Regions from separate parts of the Homo sapiens genome. Here region 2 is linked to region 1. Evidence: read pairs that join two places in POLR2A ChIA-PET (ENCODE). Cell type or tissue: OCI-LY7. All regions are shown on one strand. Each heading gives the region's core, and the rest is flanking DNA. Links, peaks and the distances in the headings are about the cores only.

What was found. Peaks named below come from ENCODE experiments on the same cell type or tissue, not always from the same donor. Only the 100,000 strongest peaks of a DNase experiment are listed, where the experiment ranks them.
Region 2: POLR2A ChIA-PET joins it to region 1 with 16 read pairs; 2 of 35 experiments call an interaction of 5 or more read pairs at or near these places.

The regions. Positions count from the first base shown.
Region 1 is chr3:42,063,440-42,072,120 of GRCh38, reverse strand. It overlaps a transcript of TRAK1 not described here. Among named protein-coding and RNA genes, the nearest start is that of TRAK1, 24 kb to the left of the region's middle. RefSeq lists an enhancer at 539-1,250. In OCI-LY7, for the core only: no CTCF peak of the experiment used is centred there; DNase peaks (open chromatin) are centred at 4,610 and 5,390; H3K4me3 peaks cover 2,172 bases; H3K27ac peaks cover 2,500 bases.
Region 2 is chr3:42,175,041-42,177,540 of GRCh38, reverse strand. It overlaps TRAK1 (trafficking kinesin protein 1), which reads right to left. Exons shown (of 16, transcript NM_001042646.3): 3 at 651-727. Among named protein-coding and RNA genes, the nearest start is that of TRAK1, 85 kb to the right of the region's middle. In OCI-LY7, for the core only: no CTCF peak of the experiment used is centred there; DNase peaks (open chromatin) are centred at 1,110, 1,460 and 2,270; H3K4me3 peaks cover 2,211 bases; H3K27ac peaks cover 2,500 bases.

The DNA.
Region 1 (8,681 bases), core at 3,355-5,854:
CAGCCAAGGGGCACGACGCCAGCCTGACAGGCAGCTGGCAGGATGGAGGCAGTTCTCAGAGAGGCATCCCAGCAGGATATTACATGCCCCACTGTAACGTCCAATCAGAAAATCAGAACCTGAAGCAGGGTTCTCTCCACATTCTCAGGACACCAGGAGGAATTCTGGAGGCTGGCCAAAGCCAGGAAGGGTGGTAGGAGTGGTAATCTCATCCCAAATCCCTGTTGGAAATCTGAGACTCCAGGCTGAAAAGCTATTGCTTTGAAGAGGAAAACTTTGCCTGAGAAGGGTTAGATGTCCCGAAGCAGGATGGCCTGCAGCCCACATTGCATGTGTCATCACTCTGAATGGCAGGGGGTCTCTGGGGGAGAAAGAAAAGGGGGAGAGAGAGTGGGTATCTTTTTTTTTTTTTTTGAGACAGACTTTCGCTTGTCATCCAGACTAGAGTGCAATAGTGCGATCTCAGCTCACTGCAACCTCCATTTCCCAGGATCAAGCAATTCTCCTGCCTCAGCCTCCCAAGTAGCTGGAATTACAGGCGCCCACCACCAAAACCAGCTAATTTTTGTATTTTTAGTAGAGACGGGATTTCACCATGTTGGCCAGGCTGGTCTCAAACTCTTGCTCTTGGGTGATCAGCCCACCTCAGCCTCCCAAAGTGCTGGGATTACAGACATGAGCCACCACGCCCTACCAAGAGTGGGTATCTATGGGAAGGCAAGCACCTGGGGCCTCATGCCTCCCAGTGAACAGGCCTGGATTAGGAATGAACCTTATCCACCCAAAAACAGCGGCTGCCAAGCTGTCACAGCCTAGGATAAAGTTAACAAAATAACTAGAGTGAGAAAGAGGTCCGGGAATATGGGACATGGGTAGGAGAGGAAGAGAACAGTTCTGTTTGTGATTCCTCCTTAGGTCCTGGCTTTCACTGCACTCACTCCGTAGGAGGAACTTGGCTTTTAAAAAATCATGACTCCAACAAGGAAAAGAGCAATATTGGCTGCCACTTACTGCAAAGTGACTGTGTGCTTAGCCAGGCCTGGGTGCATTACCCCAAGGAGTTATTTGTCCAAAAACTCACAGCAGCCCATGAGGCCCACAACATCACCCTCCTCAAGTCACCAATGGGGAAACTAGGGCTGGAGATAACTTGCCCACAGGCCTAAGAACCAACAGGTGAAGCTGGTGTTGAACCCAAGGCTGTTTATTACAATAGCTCCTGGCAAACATGCTAATAAATGCATAATATAAACATCAATGTACTTCACTGTATTCTTATTTCACCACTTACAGATTTAAAATTTATCAGAACAAACAGTTGGGACATAAAAAGAACCAGCAGGCACAAGCTACTGTGCCACACCTTCTGTATCTTTATTAAAGACAATTCAGTGCTGGGCATGGTGACTCATGCCTGTAATCTCAACACTTTGGAAGACCAAGGCAGGAGGATTGCTTGAGCCCAGGAGTTGGAGACCAGCCTGGGCAACATAGTGAGGCCTCATCTCTACAAAAAATAAACAAAATTAGCCAGATACAGCAGTGCGCACCTGTGGTCCCAGCTACTTGAGAGGCTGAGATGGGAGTATTGCTTTAGCCCAGGAGTTCAAGGCTGCCGTGAGCCATGATGGCGCCACCACACTCCTGCCTGGGTGACAGAGTAAGATCCTGTCTCAAAACAACAGCAACAACAATAAAATTCAGTAATAAAAGTTTTCAGGAAAAAAAATGTCACTAGTGATCAAAGAAATGAAAAATAAAACAAGTATGAGATACTATCATGTTATCTGTCAAACTGGCAATTAATTATATTAATTATTTATAATTAATATAATTATAATTATTATTCATAATTATTATAATTATAATAATTATTATTATTCATAATTATTATAATAACTATTGCTGCTGACAAGGGTGCAGGTAACAAGCTCACTCACACCCAGGAACATGAATCAAAAGCAATTCCAGGCTGGGCACAGTGGATTAAACCTGTAATCCCGGCCTTTGTGGGGCCAAGGCGGGCAGATCACCTGAGGTCCAGAGTTTGAGACCAGCCTGGCCAACATGGTGAAACCCTGTCTCTACTAAAAATGCAAAAATTAGCCAGGTGTGGTGGCGGGCACCTGTAATCCCAGCTACTGGGGAGGCTGAGGCTGGAGAATCGCTTGAACCCGGGAGGCAGCAGTTGCAGTGAGGGGAGACTGCGCCACTGCACTCCAGCCTGGGTGACAGAACAAAATTCTGTCTCAAAAAAAAAAGCAATTCCACTTCTTCAGTTATTTTCTAAGAAAAATCATAACTGCATACAAAGATGTAACTTTCCTCAGCAGTTATATAACTGTTAAAAATTGGAAAATGAAAATGTCTAATAATACTGATTTTGATTAAATAAGGCATGGTCCTCCCATATATCATGTCTGCACATTTTTCACCACAACGCCATTTCCAGTAACACTGCAGAGAATCACATGGTGGCCAAGAAAAGACGCTCTAGAGATAGATTAAGTGGGAAAATTGCAGGTCACAAAACAAAGTACAGAATATAGTATCCCTATTTAAATAAAAGTGAGACATGTAAAAATATAATTAAAGAATATTTCCAATAGAATTTCATCTTCACAGGCAGACCATCCCCACCCAGAGAAATACATCCAACAGTCCTCAGTTACCTCCTTATTAGGTACTTGTCTGACCTCCAACATGACAAACCCAGCCCTCCCCTGTTGACAGCTAAGTGAGCTTAGCACCACTGCACCATCCGACCCACCCATAACTTTTCTTTTTTCTTTTTTTTTTTGAGACAGGGTCTTGCTGTGTCACCCAGGCTGGAGTAAAGTGACACAAGCAAGTCTCACTGCAGCCTTGACCTCCCGGGCTAAAGCAATCCTCCCACCTGTAGCTGAGACTACAGGCATGCACCACCACGCCCAGCTAATTGTGTGTGTGTGTGTATATACACAGTCAGGGTCTCACTATGTTGTTCAAACTCCTGTGCTCAAGTAATGCACCCACCTCAGCTTCCAAAGTGCTGGGATTACAGACATGAGCCACCATGCCTAGCCTCCACAACTTTTAAACAGCCTGACATGAGCACATTTCCTAACCATGACTACACAGACACAAATGCATTTCCTAAAGTACTTCCACTATAAGTTCAAATCCTGTAGGGACAGAAAGACACAGTCAGAATAGGTCACTGTATGATGTTGGCCAAGTTAAAATCAGTTAACCCCTACAACCCTCAGTTTTCTCATCTATAAAATGGGAAGCTGTTACAAGGATTAAACGAGCTAATACAATAATGTAAAGAAAAATGCACTCTAAGCATACAGTTAATGTTCAATAAATGACTGCTCTACAGTTACCACTGAGGTAATTTCCCATAAGTAGTAAGGGTTAACTTGTTGGCGAAATGGAGACCCTATTTCAATAGGTATTGTCCTACAAACAGACTATGTGCAAATTTCAAGTAGAGACGAATTATATTTCATTCCTTAAAGACTCACTTCTACCTGTTTTAGTTCACTGTTGTGTCCTCAGTGCCTGGAACACGGTAAAACTCAAAGAGTGCAAAATGAACTTAATGATTCACTCTTTATGCCCAAGGCACTGAAAATAACCAACCCAACTCTTTTCTCTTAACTACAGCTAATGGACCACATGCAGTGGCATGCCTGTAATCACAGTGCTTCGGGAGACCAAGGCTGAAGGATCATTTAAGGCCAAAAGTTCGAGACCAGCCTGGGCAACATAGTGAAACTCAGTCTCTACAAAAGATTAAAAAAGAAAAAAAGTTAGCTGGACGTGGTGGCACACCTGTAGTCCCAGCTACTTGAAAGGCTAAAGTAGAAGGATCGCTTGAGCCTAGGAGTTCAAGGCTGCAGTGAGCTATGATCACACCACTGCTGCTCTCCAGCCTGGGTGGCAGAGTAAGATCCTGTTTCTTCTTTTTTTTTTTTAGACAGAGTCTCGCTCTCTTGCCCATGCTGGAGTGCAGTGATTATGATCTTGGCTCACTGCAACCTCCGCCTCCCAGGTTCAAGGGATCTTCCGCCTCAGCCTCCCATTACAGGCACCCACCATCACGCCCGGCTAATTTTTGTACTTCTGTAGAGACGGAGTTTCACCATGTTGGCAAGGCTGGTCTCGAACTCCTGACCTCAGATGATCTGCCCGCCTCGGCCTCTCAAAGTGCTGGGATTACAGGAGTGACCCACTGCGCCTGGCCATAAGATCCTGCTTCTAAATAAATAAATACATTTTTTGAAAATTCACATGGAAAAAGGTGATTGCCAAAAAAGAAAAAAAAACTAACTACGTGATAGGCCAATTACAAACATATCAATATCAACCTATAAAGCACAATGGATATTCACTGAACCAACTGTCGCATTAGGAAATGAGAAGAAAGTGTGTGAGGGGCTTCCTGACTAACACTACAGAATGACAGTCCACCAGGATCACATTGCCGTCAACTTCTGAAATTAATCTGCAAAACTTACAAAGCCTGAAAAAAAAAAAAATCTCATCTAAGCACTAAAGGGGAACTGGAAGTTTTTGTTTTAAGGCATGTATTTTGAAAAGTTTCATTTCTATTTCCATATTAGCTTCTCAATGTGCACTGAACTACAGTGAAATCACAGCCTTGTGTTTTTGAAAACAGATTCTGCAGCTATGGAAACTGAATCTGTCACTATATTTTGACTTCACTGTAGGATCGAGTGAGAAGAAACATCTCAGCCCGGACACAGCCACTTAGCTACATATCTTGTTCTTTTTAATAAAAAATGTGCTTAACCATAATTGACAAAGTCCTTAAATACCTAATTTTCAGAACAAACTGTATCACATAAAAGTTCCTTCAGTTAACAATTCCTTCAGGCTCGTGTGAAAAAGTACTTGATTTTATTAATTCTAAATAATCCCTAGAGAGGCAAGGGGGTTTTGCTTGGTCCACAATTAAAAGTCAGATTCTAGACTTAAATCAACTTGAGTACAAAGAAGAAATTCTCTACGAAGCACTAACACACACATCTGGGAAACGACAGCTCAAATTTTATCAGCCACTTTTGATAAGTAATCCAAAGCAGACCTCAAGATTACTCAAGAAGTAGCACAAATAATTAGGAATGTGTGGTATTGAGAGAAGAAGCCAAGAGCCTCTGTATAAGAATCCCCCAGGAAACAGTGAGGTCAAGGACCAAAGACACAGAGGGGCTAAAGGGAGCACATCATCCCTCCCCCCAGCCCCTGAAAAAGGCACCCCATTAGCCTTTCTCATTGAAATTAACAGGGCCGTTACTAGGAAACGGGTCCAAACAGTCATGTACACACCAAGTGAATAAACAGTGACAGCTGGGCCTTCAGTGACCATGTCATGGGATGGCAAGATGGCCTTAGAGTGAGTGGGCTGTGATAAGCCAATGCATAAAAGTAATAGCAAGATAGGAAATGAAAACAGGAAACACACAGGCTACAAACTGCATGCATGGTAGGCAGGGAGGACTGAGCCGTGCCTAAGCTAAGGAATACTAGCTCCTCACTGGTCCTTGCTGGGCACTACTTCCAGAAGCACCAACGGCGGAAGGTCCCACTTCTGCACGGCTCATGACCTTGCTGCTTGGGGTGGGGGTGGGGGTCGATGTCCACACCCAGCCTTCCCACGCTGGGTGCTCTCTCTCTCTCTCTCTCCATGACCATCCCATTTCAGAGCAAGTGAATCCCTCCATGGACTTAGGGGTTCTAACACACTTCAGAGCTTCCCCTTCACAACTAAAACTTTTCTTTTTTTTGAGACAGAGTCTCACTCTATTGCCTAGGCTGGAGTGCAGTGGCACAATCTCAGCTCACTGTAACCTTTGCCTCCGAGAATCAAGAGATTCTCGTGCCTCAGCCTCCCAAATAGCTGGGGCTACAGGTGTGTGCCACCATGCCTGGCTAATCTTTGGAATTTTAGCAGAGACGGGGTTTTGCCATGTTGGCCAGGCCAGTCTTGAACTCCTGGCCTCAAGTGATTTGCCTGCCTCAGCCTCCCAAAATGCTGGGATCACAGGCGTGAGCCACTGGACCCAGCCTCAACTAAAACTTTAATAGGGGTTTGTTCTGTTGGAAGGGTAGAAAAGGCATTTTTGGCACAAGGAATAAGAAAACCCTTTAAAAGCTCAACATGGAGTTAGGATTCAAGAGATAGCCAGGTGTGGTGGCTCAAGCCTATAATCCCAGCACTTTGGGAGGTTGAGGCGAGTGGATCACTTGAGCCCAGGAGTTGGAGACCAGCCTGGGAAACATAGTGGAACACCATTTCTATAAAAAAATTAAGAATGAGACAGGTGTGGTGGTACACGCCTATAGTCCCAGATACTTGGGAGGCTGAGGTGAGAGGATAGCTTGGGCCCAGGAGGTCGAGGCTGTAGTGAGTCATGATGGCACTACTGCACTCCAGCCTGCACAACAAAATGAGACCCTGTTTCTTAAAAAATAAATAAAACTATTCCAGTACTTCCACAATTCTGTGGCCCAATTATGTTGGGTAAAGGCTATTCAGTTTGATATTGTCTGATTAATATCAAACTGAATAGCCTTTACGCAACATAATCACAAGCTGAGTACCCCAAATCTGAAAATTCAAAACCCAAAATGCTCCAAAATCCAAAACTTTTGAGCACTGGCATGGTGTTGAAAGGAAATACTCATTGAAGTATTTTGGATTTCAGAATTTCAAACCTGGGATGTTCAATCCGCAAGTATAATGCAAATATTCTTAATTCCAGAAGAATCTGAAATCTAAAACACTTCTGGTTCCAAGCATTTTGGCAAAGGGATACTCAATCTGTATTTTTATTTATCTTATTTTATTTATTTATTTGAGATGGGAGTCTCGCTCTGTGGCCCAGGATGGAGTGCGGTGGCACAATCTTGGCTCACTGCAACCTCCACCTTCCAGGTTCAAACAGTTCTCGTGCCTCAGACTCCAGAGTAGCTGGGGTTACAGGTGTGTGCATCCATGCCCAGCTAATTTTTGTTTGTTTGTTTGTTTGTTTTGAGACAGAGTCTTGCTCTGTCACCCAGGCTGGAGTGCAGTGGCGCGACCTCAGCTCACTGTAAGCTCCACCTCCCGGATTCACACCATTCTCCTGCCTCAGCCTCCCGCCATTCTCCTGCCTGAACCTCCTGCGTAGCTAGGACTATAGGCACCTGCTACCATGCCTGGCTAATTTTTTGTTATTTTTAGTAGAGACAGGGTTTCACCGTGTCAGCCAGGATGGTCTTGATCTCCTGACCTCGTGATCTGCCCGCCTCGGCCTCCCAAAGTGCTGGGATTACAGGTGTGAGCCACCATGCCTGGCATGTATTTTTTAAGTATAGCTACTTAACCCATTAAAAATATACCCTTACTATTCTATGGTAAAATTAATTCACAAATCATTATGAGAAAAGCTTTTCATATCAGGAAGTCTAGCACAAATATTTTAACTTCAGTATTTTAGGAAACAGTCTATAGTCTGCTTAAAGTATTTATTATGTATTTGTATTTCCATAATAAGTTCATAATGAAGCAACATTCATTCTATGCTATTAGTCTAGGATCACATGGTAGCTTCCTAGATTCTAGGTGATAATATTTTAGAGTTCTTAGAAATTACATTTGGGTAACTCAGACAGCAAGTTCAAAAATTTATTTTATTTCTTAATCTTCCAACATTGACATCAGACTGTAAGAGAATTCTTTTTAAAGGTTTTTTTTTTTAATTTGTATCCCTCTATTTATTTATTCATTTGAGACCGGGTTATAAGACTGGCTAATTTTTGTATTTTTGGTAGAGACAGGGTCTTGCTACGTTGCCCAGGCTGGTCTCAAACCCCTGGGCTCAAGGGATCCACCCACCTAGGCTTGAAATGTGCTGGGATTACAGGCTTGAGCCACAGCGCCCGCCTGGCTGCGAGCATTCGCATTTTTGTGATGTATCATTACCACCCAATACAGAAGGCATTTGTGATCTCCCTCAGGTCAGATAGTAATAAGGGCTGGGCATGTAAAATGGGTTCCCTCCCATCTCTAGTGCTCTGAAAGGGATGACTGGGCCTCTCTCTCACGTGGATATAATTTCCACATGGCCACCAGGGCTTCTCACATGCTGGCTGGATCCCAAGAAGGGGTGTTCAAAGTATGAGACAGAAATTACAGATCTCTTTAGACTCAATTTTAAAAGTTACACAGTGTCACTTCTACCGCAAACTATTGGTCAAAATACATCACCGGGCCAACGCAGATTCAAGGGGAAAGGTTACAGACTCTACATCTGGATGGGAGTATGGTAAGAACTTTCAGCCCACCACAGGGCCAGAGAGCAGACAATAAGGCACAGCTGGGCTGCCCCGGCACATATGCTTTTTTCACTGTGTGGCTCCCACCACTTTTTTTTTTTTTTTTGGAGACAGAGTCTCACTCTGTCACCAAGGCTGGAATGCAGTGGCACAATCTCAGCTCACTGCAACCTCTGTCTCCCAGGCTCAAGCAATCATCCCACCTCAGCCTCCCAAGGAGACGGGGCTACAGGCGTGTCCCACCAGGCCTGGCTAGTTTTTGTAATTTTTGTAGAGACAGGGTTTTGCCATGTTGTCTAGGCTGGTCTCAAACTCCTGATCTCAACTGATTTGCCCGCCTCAGCCTCCCAAAG
Region 2 (2,500 bases), core at 1-2,500, 110 kb before region 1:
GGGCAGTGCATTAATGATGGAGACTTATTCAACAAATACTAAGAACCCACCATGTTCTGGCCTGTTCCAGGCATGCACATACACATATTATACTCATCTGTTTCTAGAGACCTTCATAATACTTAATTCTCAATTGCAACAGAATACCGAGAAATTCAGAAAACTACAGTCTCTAAAATACAGGCAGCTCACCTAATCTTAAGCAACTTTCTTAAATTTTTCTTGCCATGCTTATTTTACTTATTTCCACGCTGACACTGCACAATATTCCACTAGCCTAAGTAAAAACTTAAATACATTAGGAAGACACAGATATGATATATTTTTCTGACATTTTTTGGATGCACTTAAAATATATCATTAGTCAATGTTTCAGGATTTTTTATACTTACAACTGGATATTCTAACAAGTATTTAAACACACCACATTTGGTGCCATTAATATATTCCTTTAAAATATCTGCACACAATTACAGCTATAAAGGCCTACATAGCTACTAGTTCAAAAAGTAAAGCCATTAAATTATACCTCGAAAGAGACCAATTTCCAAGATTCCTCACTGAAACAGGTGATAAGGCATGCTTTAATCAGTATCCATGAAAACCAGTCAATTATAAACAACTCTTTTGCCTTCCCCTGGAGCACTTACCTCCTCAAGAAGCCGAGTGACAGCATCTATGTCATTATATGTCTTAGTCATCTGGCCAACTCTTTCAGCACATAAAACTGTAAGAAATAAAAATGACAATGAGACTCCCAATGTCACAAACCTGCCAAACAAATGACTCATCTAAAAAAGTGCCCCTAATGTTGTGCCTGCACATTAGACACAGAGGGTCACTGGCTCGCTGGGTTCAACCCGCAATGTACTCACCACCACCAGACTTCATTTCCCAGTTCCAACGACTGGAGGATGAGTCTGGGGGTAGGGGGACTCGTAACCCCTGTGAAACCTTGACATTGTGTGTCTGTGTGTATGAGCATGTGCTGAGGGTGAAGCAATGGAGTGGAAGGGGGTCTGGCCTCACAGATATTCAGCAAACTGAAGTAGGTGGGGTGGGGGCCAGTAGCACAGCCACCCATGTGTGAATGATCAGAAAGGCCTGTAGGATTTAGACTCCACTAACCATACAGACCCAACCATACGAACAGACTGGGATCCTTCAGAAAGCAGCTGTTGGCATAATTATTAAACAATAGTCTTAAACTGATAATTTCATAATGGCATAGCCCCCTCCTCCTCAAGTGGCCTACATTCTAAGGTTATGCAACCAGCTCCATACCATGAAAACTAGGTTGTTATTTTTTAAATATACATTAAAAAGACTACTATGATTGCACACACACACACACAGAGTAATATTTCATTACATGTACAATTTACTGTGGTCATACAAGGCTGCACACAAGCACTTTAGGACTATGGGTCTTTGTTCTTCTTCCGTTGGAGAAATGGGTTGTGAAACAAAAGAACGCTTTTGTCTGCTAAAGATACATCAGGGTTGTTTTATTTTAAATCAGTGACAAGGAACTGATTCGCCGCTCAACAAACACCAAGAAGGTAGCGTAAGTTTTATTCTATTGGGGGAGGAGTGAATATAAATGGATTTATGGCCAGCCAACGTGCAAAATTTTTTGAAACCTGTCACTTTGGGACTAAATAAATAACTTCTTAGTAATGTTTTGTAACTAAGACTTCAGTGAATAATTCTGTTAAGAGTCAAAGCTTTCCTAATGACCCACATTCAGTAACAGCCCATGCGACACATTTGGGAATTGAAGTGTATTACTAAGTCAAACTCAGCAGCATTACAAATGGCAAACAGCAACTGGAATTCAATAGGTCTCTGAATATTTTATTAAATGCAAGTAGAGATCATCCTAGTAAATTAGCTCAGAGAAATCGGATCTGTTGGAATGATTTTCTAACTTAGGGAGGAGACCTGAAATCTGGTTCTAAATCTGAAACCCTACCAAGACAGTGCCACCAGAGCCAGCAGACAAGACCCCTCCACCCAACACTTTCATGAGATCCCTCCTGTCCAAGCGTGGGGGGAAATATGCTGCCTCAGACAGAGCTGCCAGGGAGGGAGAAGCAAGGGAGATTTATAAGGGTAGCTTTAAACCAGGATCTAATTTGATGTAGATGAAGTCCAGCTCAAATTGCTCTAGATAGTCCATCAGCTCGAGGTCACACAAGTGCTTAAGTGAAGACTCCTATGCTACCAACCCGAGTTAGTCTTCTTCACGCACAGCTGTGATGGTCTGCAGGCGTGCAGATACAAACCCTGGGGCCCCCCAGCCAGCACGCCAAAGCATCTGCAGCACCCTTTATACACCAGGTAACAGACCACAGCAACTAAGTGGTCTCTGTGTTTAAATTTGTGTTGTCACTTGAGGGCCTGCTTATCCCCACTCACCGGCGCCCACTCTCCTCAAAAAACTGAGTCCTCTGCCTTCCTGGAAAAAAAGAAAACTGGGCTACCTTTTAACTAACCT